Regions from separate parts of the Mus musculus genome. Here all the other regions are linked to region 2. A link is a contact called in ENCODE POLR2A ChIA-PET data. All regions are on one chromosome and are shown on one strand. The core of a region is the stretch at or near the end of the contact, and the rest is flanking DNA. Distances in the headings are between cores, read along the strand shown. Region 1 holds the start of Dcakd (dephospho-CoA kinase domain containing). Region 2 holds the start of Kif18b (kinesin family member 18B). Region 3 overlaps Nmt1 (N-myristoyltransferase 1).

Region 1 (3,622 bases), core at 559-3,058, 92 kb after region 2:
ATTTCTTGTTATTGGGGTTTGTTTTTTTTTTGGTAGGCTCTCATGTAGCCAAGTTGACCGCCAACTGACTACATATCCCAGAATCATCTCGAACTGTTCCTCTGACCTCTCCCTCCCAAGTGCTGGGACTACAGGATTGGACCACGACCCTTGGCTTCATTTAGGAAGCGGATATTCACACGTACATACAGATATAGAGGTAATGGTTGAGACGACTATGTCAAAGGGCTTTCCTCTGGGCTCGCACTGACACGGTATGTGTCTGTACTCATCGGTGCTCTAGAGACCAGGAACTCAAGGCTATCCTCAGCTGCGACACTGCTGGTTGCTGGAAGCCAGCATGACCATGAGACCCTCAACTCTAAATAAATAAATAGGATCGGGAGGTGGAAGCTGAAGGCTCAGGCTAGCCTTTCTCTCTCCCTTCATCTCCTGGCTGGTCTGTAAGAAAGCCGCCTGCCTCTGCCTCTGCCTCCCAAGTGCTGGGCTGAAAGGCGTGCGCCACCACTGCCCGGCAAAATAAAATATTCTAAACCAATACTGTCCAAAGATGTGCTTTTTTAACAGATGCTGAGGAACGGTGCAACATCAAGAGCCTCTGTTTTCTGTAAGGAAATCACCGTTTCTGGAGACACAGCACTTGCGCATTCGGTGCAGGGAACCGAGGCCGTGGCTAGGTCAAGGATGGAATTCTAACAAACTCGGCCGGAAAGCTTTGGAGTTACTCGGTGTTGGGTTCTGAATTCATTTTTGGTTGTTGCGCCATCATAAACGTTTCACTGTTGCCGCATCTTTAGCAGCTCAGTTAGCCCAGAGTCCATATGGGGTCAGCTCCCAGTTTACCAAGCTGTGGGTTAAAACATACACAACCCCACGCAAAACTCAAAATGTAAAACATCCAAATGCGCCATCTTTAAAATTGAAACACAATGGCTTGTAATTCACGGTGATGATAATAGTGGTGAAAACTATGAAGTTAACACCAGAGATGCTATCTATGTTTGCTTCCTCTGGGGCCAAAGGTCTTGCATTACGTAGCCAGGCTGGCCTGGATCCTTCGTTGAGAGCCTTTACTAGTTGATGAGTGGGAGACTCATGCCATCCACGGACCTAAATTAAACTAAAAGACTTCAGACGATCAACTAGTCTAGCTTCCCTGGGGAAGGAAGCCATGGGGGGGGGGGGGGGGGAAGGAAGGTCTGAATATCAGATGGTAGATACAAAACAGCATCTATAGGTTGCATCCCCACTTTTCAGATGGGCAAACTAAAGGTGGCAGAAGGTCACACGATTGCAAAAGGCAGAGGTTGGATTTAAAAATCGAAACTGAGTCCGACCACAGTGCTCTAAAGCGCAGAGACTTTGGCCGTAAACTCAGATTTTCCATCCTTTTCCAAGGCTATATCGAGGGAAATAACACTTGATTTCCCAGGTTTGTTATCAGGATGATGATTAAACGCGCTTGTTAGCCCCAGGTGAGCTACAAATATGTGCTTTAAAGAGAAGGGGGAAAAAAAAAAAGGCGCGCACAATGCGCCAACTCGGCCGCAGCATCCCGCGCTCCGGCGGGGGTCTCGCGCGCAGACCCCGGCCCGGCGGAGCGCCACCCGAGGAAACAAAGCGGCTGCTCGCCGCTGCCACCCGACCCGGTCCGCCCCTCCCCTCCCCCTCCCGGGGTTGGCGGCTTCCTTTCACCCGCGCCGCTACCTACCGGGTCTCCGACTCGGCCTCAGCCTCCGTCGCTAGCCCAATCTCCGCTGCGCTTACTGGCTGGCTCGCTGCACACAGGCGGGACTCGGGAGCGTGCACGCCGACCGGGCGTCCAGCCAGCGGAAGGGGCGGGACCGGAAGGCGGGGCAGAGTGCCGGCCGCGTGCAGGAGATGAGGTGGGCGTGGCCGGGCCGAGGTTTGGAGAGCTAGAGGTGGTCCAAGCTGAGTTTTTCTCTGTCTCTCTCTCTTTTTTTTTTTTTTTTTTTTTTTGATTTTTCGAGACAGGGTTTCTCTGTATAGCCCTGGCTGTCCTGGAACTCACTCTGTAGACCAGGCTCAGAAATCCGCCTGCCTCTGCCTCCCAAGTGTTCGGATTAAAGGCGTGCGCCACCACCGCTCACAGGCTGTCTTAAAACGTTTTTTTTTTTTTCTTTCCATTTTTTATTAGGTATTTAGCTCATTTACATTTCCAATGCTATACCAAAAGTCCCCCATACCCACCCACCCCTGTCTTAAAACTTTTAAGGGTTTATCAAAACTACCAGTCATCATGATCTGGACCTGACCTTTTCTTCTTTTTGAACTCTCTGTGAAATATTTTTACATGTGATGTTTTAATAATAGGACTACACTACCTAAAGTTACAGTAATTAGGAATACAGGCTGGCTTCGGAGGGGCAGATCAAGGAGGAAGGCTTCCCAACCCAGCGAGTTCCTCCAACTGTGTCAATACACTCCTTAAGTGTTTACTGTCGCTTGACCTTCATAGAACACTTTCTCTGTAGTCGGCTGCATCTCAGACAGTTGGCTACTCTTTAACTCGAGCCTTTCATCTGGCTGGCGTGCGTTCACCGCAGTCACCTCCTGTGGGGGTGAAAGCTCCAATTCGGGAGACTGCTCTTCAATATCTGAATTACTGGAACTCTTAGTTTTTGGATAATGGCTCCATCTGGTCTATTACCTGGTGTTATACCAGGCTCAGCCTTGAGGAGATAGACAGTCATATTACAATGAAAGAAATTAGGTATCCTGAATTCCTCCCAGCACAATTGGCCTTTTCCCATGTACCAAATAGTATTTATGACAGGGACAGAAATAAGAGGCCAGACCTGTCTTAAGTTATAAACCCTACTGCTTCCCATAGTTGAGGTTTTCCATACGATCTCCAGATGTCAGCCCCGGCTCCGATGCCCAGGAGCACTGGCCATGGGCACACAGCTACTTCAGATTCCATTTGCAGTAACGCAGTCTACTAATCCTGTTGAGTTCCAGTACAGGCTCTTCCCACCTCTGAGTTTGGAAATCGTCCTGTAATGTTTCTGCTCGTGGTTTTAACCCTTTCCTGCAATACATGGTTTTTCTTTACGAGAGTTTCCCACCCATTCCCTCTGTATGTCCTGTTTTGAAAGTGAACCCTCTTCCAAGGTGTTCTGGCTAGTTTTATGCAAACTTGTCAAAAGCTAGAATCATCTGAGAGGAGAGGTTTTTTTTTTTTTTTTTTTTTTTTCAATTGAAAAAAAAAATGTGCCTCAGCAGGCAGTGGTAACACACATCTTTTATCTTAGCACTCAGGAGGCACAGACAGGTAGGTCTCTGTGAACTGTAGGCCAGCCTGTCTACAGGGTGAGTTATAGAACAGCCAAGGCTACACAGAAACACTCTGTCTCAAAAAAAAAAAAAAAAAAAAAAAGAAAGAAAGAAAGAAAAAGAAAAAAAAAGAAGAAAAGAAAAAGAAAAATGTATGCCTCTATAAGATCAGGCTGTAGCAGGCAGGAAGACCTGTAGGGCATTTTCTTCATGATTAATGTAGGGGAACACAGCCCTTTGTGGGGTGAGATCACCTCTGGCCTTATGGTTTTGGGTTCTATAAGAAATCAGGCAGAGCAATCCACGAGAAGAAAGCCAGTAAGCA
Region 2 (3,436 bases), core at 572-3,071:
TTTACAAGCACACCTATAAAAAGGGTAGACTTGTAATTTTAATCGCGTTCAAAATAAAATCTAGACTCTTAAGATGGAAAGAAAAGGTTTGCTTTTCTAATTGACTGTAAATATCTGGGAATTGAGTGTTTGTTTGTTTGTTTTCATTTGTGTGAAGGTAAATTTTAAGCTAATTTAATCACCTCATTGACCTCACACCAACTAAAAATTTCTATAGCTTCTATTTTGGGAGGACCGTGGTGAGGGTGCTGAGAACTAAACTCAGGCCTCAGTGCATACCAGGGAAGCATTTGCCACTAGCTCACACCCCTAACCCCATGCCAGCTCTCTTTTAACTATAATTATGATCTATTTAACTGACTTCAGTGTATTTTTGTTTTAAATTCCCAAGTGTGAATTCAATTTTTCATTTGTATTTGTGTGTGTGTGTGTGTGTGTGTGTGTGTGTGTGTGGTGTTTTGAAAGAGTCTCAATACAACTGGCCTTAAACTCAGAGACTCTTCTCCTCTGCCTCTCTCTCAGGGGCTGGGATTATTTTACTATGCCTAGTTTGTATTTATAACTTAACTGTTTGTGGAGAGAGAATATAGTTTATACAATATTATGATAATTTCAGTTGCTGTGTCACTAGATAAGAGAAAAGCTTTGCAAATGTCTCTAATAATATGATGCTTCTATACTTTTTTTTAAAAAAAAGGTATTAGGGCTAGGTTTGATCTCTAGACCATGAGAGAAAAAAAGGTACAAATGGAGCGAAATTAGATAAAAACAAAGTAATGGAGAATGAGATGCCTTAAAATCCTGACTGGCAGAGGGCATGGTTCCATAATGAAATAGGCATGGAAGAAATAGGATAGGGACATTGAAGGAAGCGCTGTTAACAACAAAAAGCTCATCCACAAAAGTAAAATTATATATGTCCTCCCAAGTCAAGCTTAACTACACTCTGTGCCTCCGTTTCTCAACATGCAAATTGTAATATTTTTTAATTATCTGTCTCACCAGGTTTGTGTTAAGCTTGAATGGCATTCGGTTTTTAAGTGCCCAACAAATATTAGACACCGCTGGTAAAGTTATATGATACATCATTTCCCTATGATGCACTGAACCACCAAAACCAACACAAACCAGTATTTTAAGTTCTTTGGCACAAAACAGGCTCTACCTTGTACTTGTCACAGTAGCTCAAATGTCCAAGGCTAAAAGACTCGATCATCCTGGTACTAATAGAGGCCTGGTTTTCTTTCATGCTCGCCAGTGTTTAGGAGTGTCCCAGTAACCAAGCTGCCTCCCTCGGTACACACACAGCCGCGTAATCAGCTCTGACAAGAGGAGCGGAGTGGTTCTCCCATTCTCTCCTGCCGGGCGTCCCAGATCTCCAATTCTGACCTGTAGAAAGACCCAATTCCACCTCCCACACGAGGAGGGGTAGCTGCTACGGAGCCGGGTGCACCTTTCAAAGGACCGGGTATACATGAGAGGACTTAATATGGGCCCCGGACCGTGGGACGCAGAGATCACGATCGGCTGCATTCTCGGTGTAAAGGAAGTGCCCTCCTACTCGTCCCTGACCTGCCCAAACAAGTGCTGATTCGGGTTCCAGACAACTGCAGCGAGCCCGCGCAAACGACAGCTCTGCACCGAGCCCGCGGGGCCGCCCCACCGTCGACCAAAGCCTACCTCTCGTCGGTTCCCGGTGCTGGTGTCGGGGGTCGCTTACGCGTCCCTCCGCCTCGGACAGGAGCCCTCGGATTCAGGAGAGAGCTCCCCCACACCCGATTCCACCGAACCAACCTTCTTCCGGCGCGGCGCGTTCAAACTAGCCGGTCCGCTCATCCGCGCTTCTCATTGGTCACCGCCCGGCTCGCTGATTGGCTGTTTCCTAAGTAACAAAGACAGCCGGGGGTGCGCTTGCGCACTAGTTCTCTTGCGCGCCTTGGGTTTCTTTGGCCAAATCAAACCGGACGGAGCGGAATTGCCACCAGAATCGAGTCTCTAGCAGTGTAACCAGGGGGCCTGCCCCGTCTCTGTGGTCTGTGGGCTGAGTTCAGCAGCGGTTACAGCGACCACACATTCGACAGAATTTAAAACCTGCTTTTGTGGCTTAAATAGGCACCCTCCAATTCAGAGTGGCTCGTGCCTTTAATCCCATCACGCAGAAGGCAAAGGCTGGCGGATCTATTTGAGTTCGAAACCAGCCACCCTCCAGGTAGAGCGTTCCAGGCCAGCCTGAGCTACATGAGAACTTTACTCGATCTCTCTCTCAAGTAAACTGTCCTCATGGTGGCGTTGTGAGCAAGTCTGGGGCATGTAAAGGTTACTGTAGGGTTTCTTTCACCACAACTGTGAACAAGCTAGTAGAGTCATTTAATACTGGATAACTTGACTCAAATTATTTATTCACCACACTTAGTTTAGTGAGGACAAAAACAACAAAATTACATGAAGTTAGGGTTAGTACAAAGATACAAGAACACTGAATACTCTTGCCTTCTCCGTCTCCAAAAGGAACAGTTGTTTAATGATAGCTTCCTGGTAAAGAAGTTCCCTCCTCGCTTACTGTAAATCTGGTTTTTTTGTTTTTGTTTTTGTTTTGTTTTGTTTTTTTGCGCCCTAAACGTCCCCACACACACACACACCCCAAGCTGAGAACCAAACCCAAGGCCTTTTCTTTTGAGTGAGTGAAGTTTGCTTGGTCTTTCATTTTATTTATTTATTTTTTAATGTATATGAGTACACTGTTGCTCTCTTCAGACACACCATAAGAGAGCATTACAGATGGTCGTGAGCTACTATGTGGTTGCTGGGAATTGAACTCAGGACCTCTGGAAGAGCAGTCAGTGCTCTTAACCGCTGAGCCATCTCTCTAGCCCCCAAGGCCTTTTCTTTACCACTGAGCTAAATCCCCATAAGTAAAAATTAAAAAAAAAAAAAAAAACGTAATGTGAATAACGCACCTTGTAGATGTTCAATAAAATGGCACTAGGTGTTCTCAGATTCATTCAACGATTGTTATGACAGGTTCAGAGGTTACAGTGATATGTGATATACAGAGCTCCCAGTCTATAGGAAAAACTTAGATATTTATCACAGGTGGGGATTGTGATACATGCCAAGGCAGGAGAGGGAAAATGTTACAAGTTCAAAGCCAGCTTCATGTACATGGTAAATACTAGATCAGCCTGAACTATAGGGAGTTCCTGAAAAGGGACAGAGGTGGGGGAGAAGAGAATTAATAACTAATAATAACATAAGATGATACAGGGTATAGTTAAAACATGCTGGGTATAGTGAGTTGAATATATTTGGTCCAGGGAGTGGCACTATTTGAAGGTGTGGCCTTGGAGTAAATGTGTCACTGTGGGCCTGGGTTTAAGACCCATGTCCTAGCTTCCTGGAAGTCAGTATTCTCCTAGCCACCTTCAGATGAAAAGGT
Region 3 (3,592 bases), core at 175-2,674, 130 kb after region 2:
AACAAAATTTGTTGGGTGATCATGTGAGGCCAAGAGAAAAGACTCAGTGGTTAAGAACACTTGTTCTGGTGGAAGGACCGGGCGCAGTTCCCAGCACTAGGTGGTGGCTGGCAACCATCCATCCATAACTCCGGTCCCAGGGCTCTGACCCCTGCAGCTGACCTCCATGGGCACCAGACATGGGGCATATGCAGGCAAACACGTTTCTGTGACTGTGCCTGCTTGTGTTAGGTGTGTGTTTTCCCTCAGAGGCTAGCAGAGGGCACCGCACCGTGCACCACATCCCCTGGAGCCGGCCTTGCAGGTCAGTTATGAGCCAGCTGGCATGGGTGCTGGCAACTGAAGGGAACTGAAGAACAGCCCTGCTCTTAGCCACCGAGCTGTCTTCCAGTCACCATCCAAGTAGGGATCTAAGGCAGGTTCCTTGATGTTTCATCGCATGTTGGCACTCACAGTGAGTACAGCGTGCCCGTGTGAGGTCACGTGACACTGCCTGAACTACCTCAGATTCCGTACATATTTAATTTTCAGTTTGTGTTTGGTTTTACTATTGCTGAATTTTCCTGACACCCCCACACTTTGACTTACATACCCGAGGTTACAATTCAGTGTCAGAAGCTTCGGTCTGTGTGACTGTTATGTGACCTGAGCAAACCTTCAGCCTCTCTTCAGATCTATTCTGTCTAGCTGCCCTCTTTCCTTATCCTGTTGTGGAGAGGCTCTCTCTCCCCTCAGTCCCGTCCCACTAAGGCTCAGAACCTGCCTTCCACCTCACGAGTGCGAGGCTGTTCTACTGAGTGTGCCCCCTCCAACACAGAAGTTAAATGTCTGAGGACAATTGGAAGTTGCTTAAAAGTACTTGGAGGGCTACATACCTGTAATGCAGCATTGGGAAGCTGAGACAGGAGGAGTGCCATGAGCACAAGGCCAGCCTTAGCTACTTAGTATTCTCCTGTTTTTAAAAAAAAAAAAAAGATGGGCAGGGCTGGTGAGATGGCTCAGTGGGTAAAAGCACCGAATGCTCTTCCGAAGGTCCAGAGTTCAAATCCCAGCAACTACATGGTGGCTCACAACCATCCGTAACAAGATCTGACTCCCTCTTCTGGTGTGTCTGAAGACAGCTACAGTGTACTTACATATAATAATAAATAAATCTTTAAAAAAAAAAAAGATGGGCAAACCAAAATAAACAAAACCTATTAAGAGGGAGAGCTTGCGTGTCTGGCTTTCCTCTCCAGCCCCGTCTGGTTTCAGTTCCTGCCTTCATCTCGGCTTCCGAGCTCCCCACAGAGGAGGGTTGGGTGAGAGGGAGACTTCCCGGCTGCATCATGCAGGAGGGTGAGTCAACCCAAAGGCATCTGGAGGGCTCAGAGCTCTGATGCCCCGACCTGGCAGTTAGCTGGCCCACAGGCCTAGAGGCTGACGCTGGAAGGCTGAGAGACCCTGGCTGCTAGAGCAATCATCTGACTGAGGAGTGAGGCCAGTGCACTGTTGTTGGTCTTGACACAGAGGCAGGCTTATGCAACCTTACAGATCTCTAGTCAGGGAAGAGTGTCTGGGCTGGAACATGACGACACCCTACACCAACCAGGAGACCGGAAGCTAAATTAGCTGTGATGGGTGTTTGTCATTCAGGAGCCTGCCCGAGAGTTAAAGGATTTCCAAAGATGAGGCACCTTGGATCCTAGAGATTACTCTGAGGTTTTGCTGTGCGCTCGCCCTTACTAGGGACCAAAGACTGGAGAGAGATTGCAGTTACAGAGCGTAGAGTGTTCGTCAGCTGCAGGGCTCCTAGGGACCGGAGGAATTTACTCTGATATAATTGTTTCTTTCTGGGACAGGATCTGTGTTGCCCAGACTGGCCTTACACTCACTGTGCAGTGGAAGGTAACTTTGAAAGCTCTGGTCCCTCTGCCTCTCCTGAGTGTTGGAGTTAGAGGCTTGTACCACTCTGCTGGGTTATGTAGTACTAGGTATGACACACACAGGCAAAGCAGCCACTCTACCACCTGAACCTCCTCGATAGCCTTCCAGTGAGTGTGTTCAGTGAGCCCCTTCACGCACGCTGTGGGCAGACAATAGACTTGCTGTGCTCTTCTTCTAGGTGAAGTGGTAAACACCCATGGTCCAGTCGAACCTGACAAAGACAACATTCGCCAGGAGCCCTACACCCTGCCCCAGGGCTTCACCTGGGATGCCTTGGATCTGGGAGACCGTGGTGTGGTGAGTAGGCCTGGCTTGTGGGTGGGACAGGACTCTTAGGAGATGAGCCTCAGAGAGCTGAACAAACCCCATCCAGTACTTCCTGGGCATGCCCAGACTCTACAGTAAGAGCATGTCATAGGTGTAAGGGTGAAAGTTGACTTCTGAAGTTCCTATTGTGGAACCTTATTTTTTTTTCTTATTTTGTTTATTTATTTTGCTTGTCATTGGTTTTCTTTTATTTTGTTTTGTATTGGGGGCAAGTTGTCTCTCTCTTACGTAACTGGCTATCCTGGAACTCACTATGTAGACTAGGCTGGCCTCGAACACAGAGACCACCTGCCTCTCCCTCCTAAATGCTGGATTAGAGGCATTTGACACACTGCCTGGCTTCTTGTCCGTACCTTGCTTGACTTGTGACCTGGGCTGCTGAGGGTCCTGCCCTCCACGCCTTTCCTCAGTGGCGACCCAGCACCTTGTGCATTTTTAATAATGGTTCATGTCTTGAGAAAGCACTCTAAACAGTGAGCTTCAACCCCAGTAGCTGCCTCTTTATTGTTGTTATATTTACTAGTGATTTAAGGTGAGCTTGCATGTGGGTATGTGACTGTCCTATTCAGGACTTTTGTTACTGTAATAAAACACCGTGAACAAAAGCAACCTGGGGAGGAAAGGGTTTATTTCAGCTTACACGCCATGAGTAACAGGAAGTCAAGACAGAAACAGTCTACTCTTTTTTATTTATTTATCTTTATATATAATCTGTAAGTACACTGTAGCTGTCTTCAGACACCCCAGAAGAGGGCATCAGATCTCATTATGGATGGTTGTGAGCCATCATGTGGTTGCTGGGATTTGAACTCAGGACCTTCAGAAGAGTAGTCAGTGCTCTTAACCTCTGAGCCATCTCTCCAGCCCCTGAAACAGTCTACTCTTACGGAGGCATTTTCCCAAATAATATTTCCTCTCCCTAGATATGCTTGGTTGTGTTAATTTGGCAAGACTAACCAGCACAGGACATGTGGGGCCCAACGCTACATTTGGAGCTAATTATAGATGGTTGTGAACATGTGATCTGGGTGTCGGGAAGTGACCGGGGTCCTCTGGAAGTGCAGCAGATGTCTTAACCACAGAGCCGTCTCCCCAGTGTCTAATTCACATTCTTCATGTGTGTTTAGCAGGAACCGGGTGTGCCCAAGTGTGGGTGCGAATGCATCCATGTACTTAGTTCTGGTTTGGTTTGGTTTGGTTTGGTTTGGTTCTGAGAAAGGGTCTCACTGTGTGGCCCTAGCAGGCCTGCAACTTGCTCTGTAGAGCAAGGTGGCCTTGGGATCACAGAGAGCTTCTAAGTGCTGGAGTGACAGTCCCACGCCGCCATGCCCAGCACGTG

Evidence for each region. ChIA-PET counts read pairs that join two places held with the same protein, here RNA polymerase II (POLR2A).
Region 1: POLR2A ChIA-PET joins it to region 2 with 10 read pairs in Patski. The contact joins the promoter of Dcakd here to the promoter of Kif18b in region 2. POLR2A ChIA-PET finds 5 or more read pairs at or near these places in 4 of 5 experiments (Patski and embryonic stem cell).
Region 3: POLR2A ChIA-PET joins it to region 2 with 24 read pairs in Patski. The contact joins the enhancer-like site here to the promoter of Kif18b in region 2. POLR2A ChIA-PET finds 5 or more read pairs at or near these places in 2 of 5 experiments (Patski and embryonic stem cell).

The regions. Positions count from the first base shown.
Region 1 is chr11:103,015,339-103,018,960 of GRCm38, forward strand. Dcakd (dephospho-CoA kinase domain containing) reads right to left here and starts at 1,809. Exons shown (of 5, transcript NM_026551.3): 1 at 1,712-1,809.
Region 2 is chr11:102,923,303-102,926,738 of GRCm38, forward strand. Kif18b (kinesin family member 18B) reads right to left here and starts at 1,822. Exons shown (of 16, transcript NM_197959.2): 1 at 1,681-1,822.
Region 3 is chr11:103,050,102-103,053,693 of GRCm38, forward strand. Nmt1 (N-myristoyltransferase 1) reads left to right here. Exons shown (of 12, transcript NM_008707.4): 4 at 2,105-2,223. Among named protein-coding and RNA genes, the nearest start is that of Gm42090, 4.2 kb to the left of the region's middle. Within about 2 kb of position 1,425, at least 2 of the 3 ENCODE cell types and tissues checked have a DNase peak (open chromatin) inside an H3K27ac peak, as active enhancers do.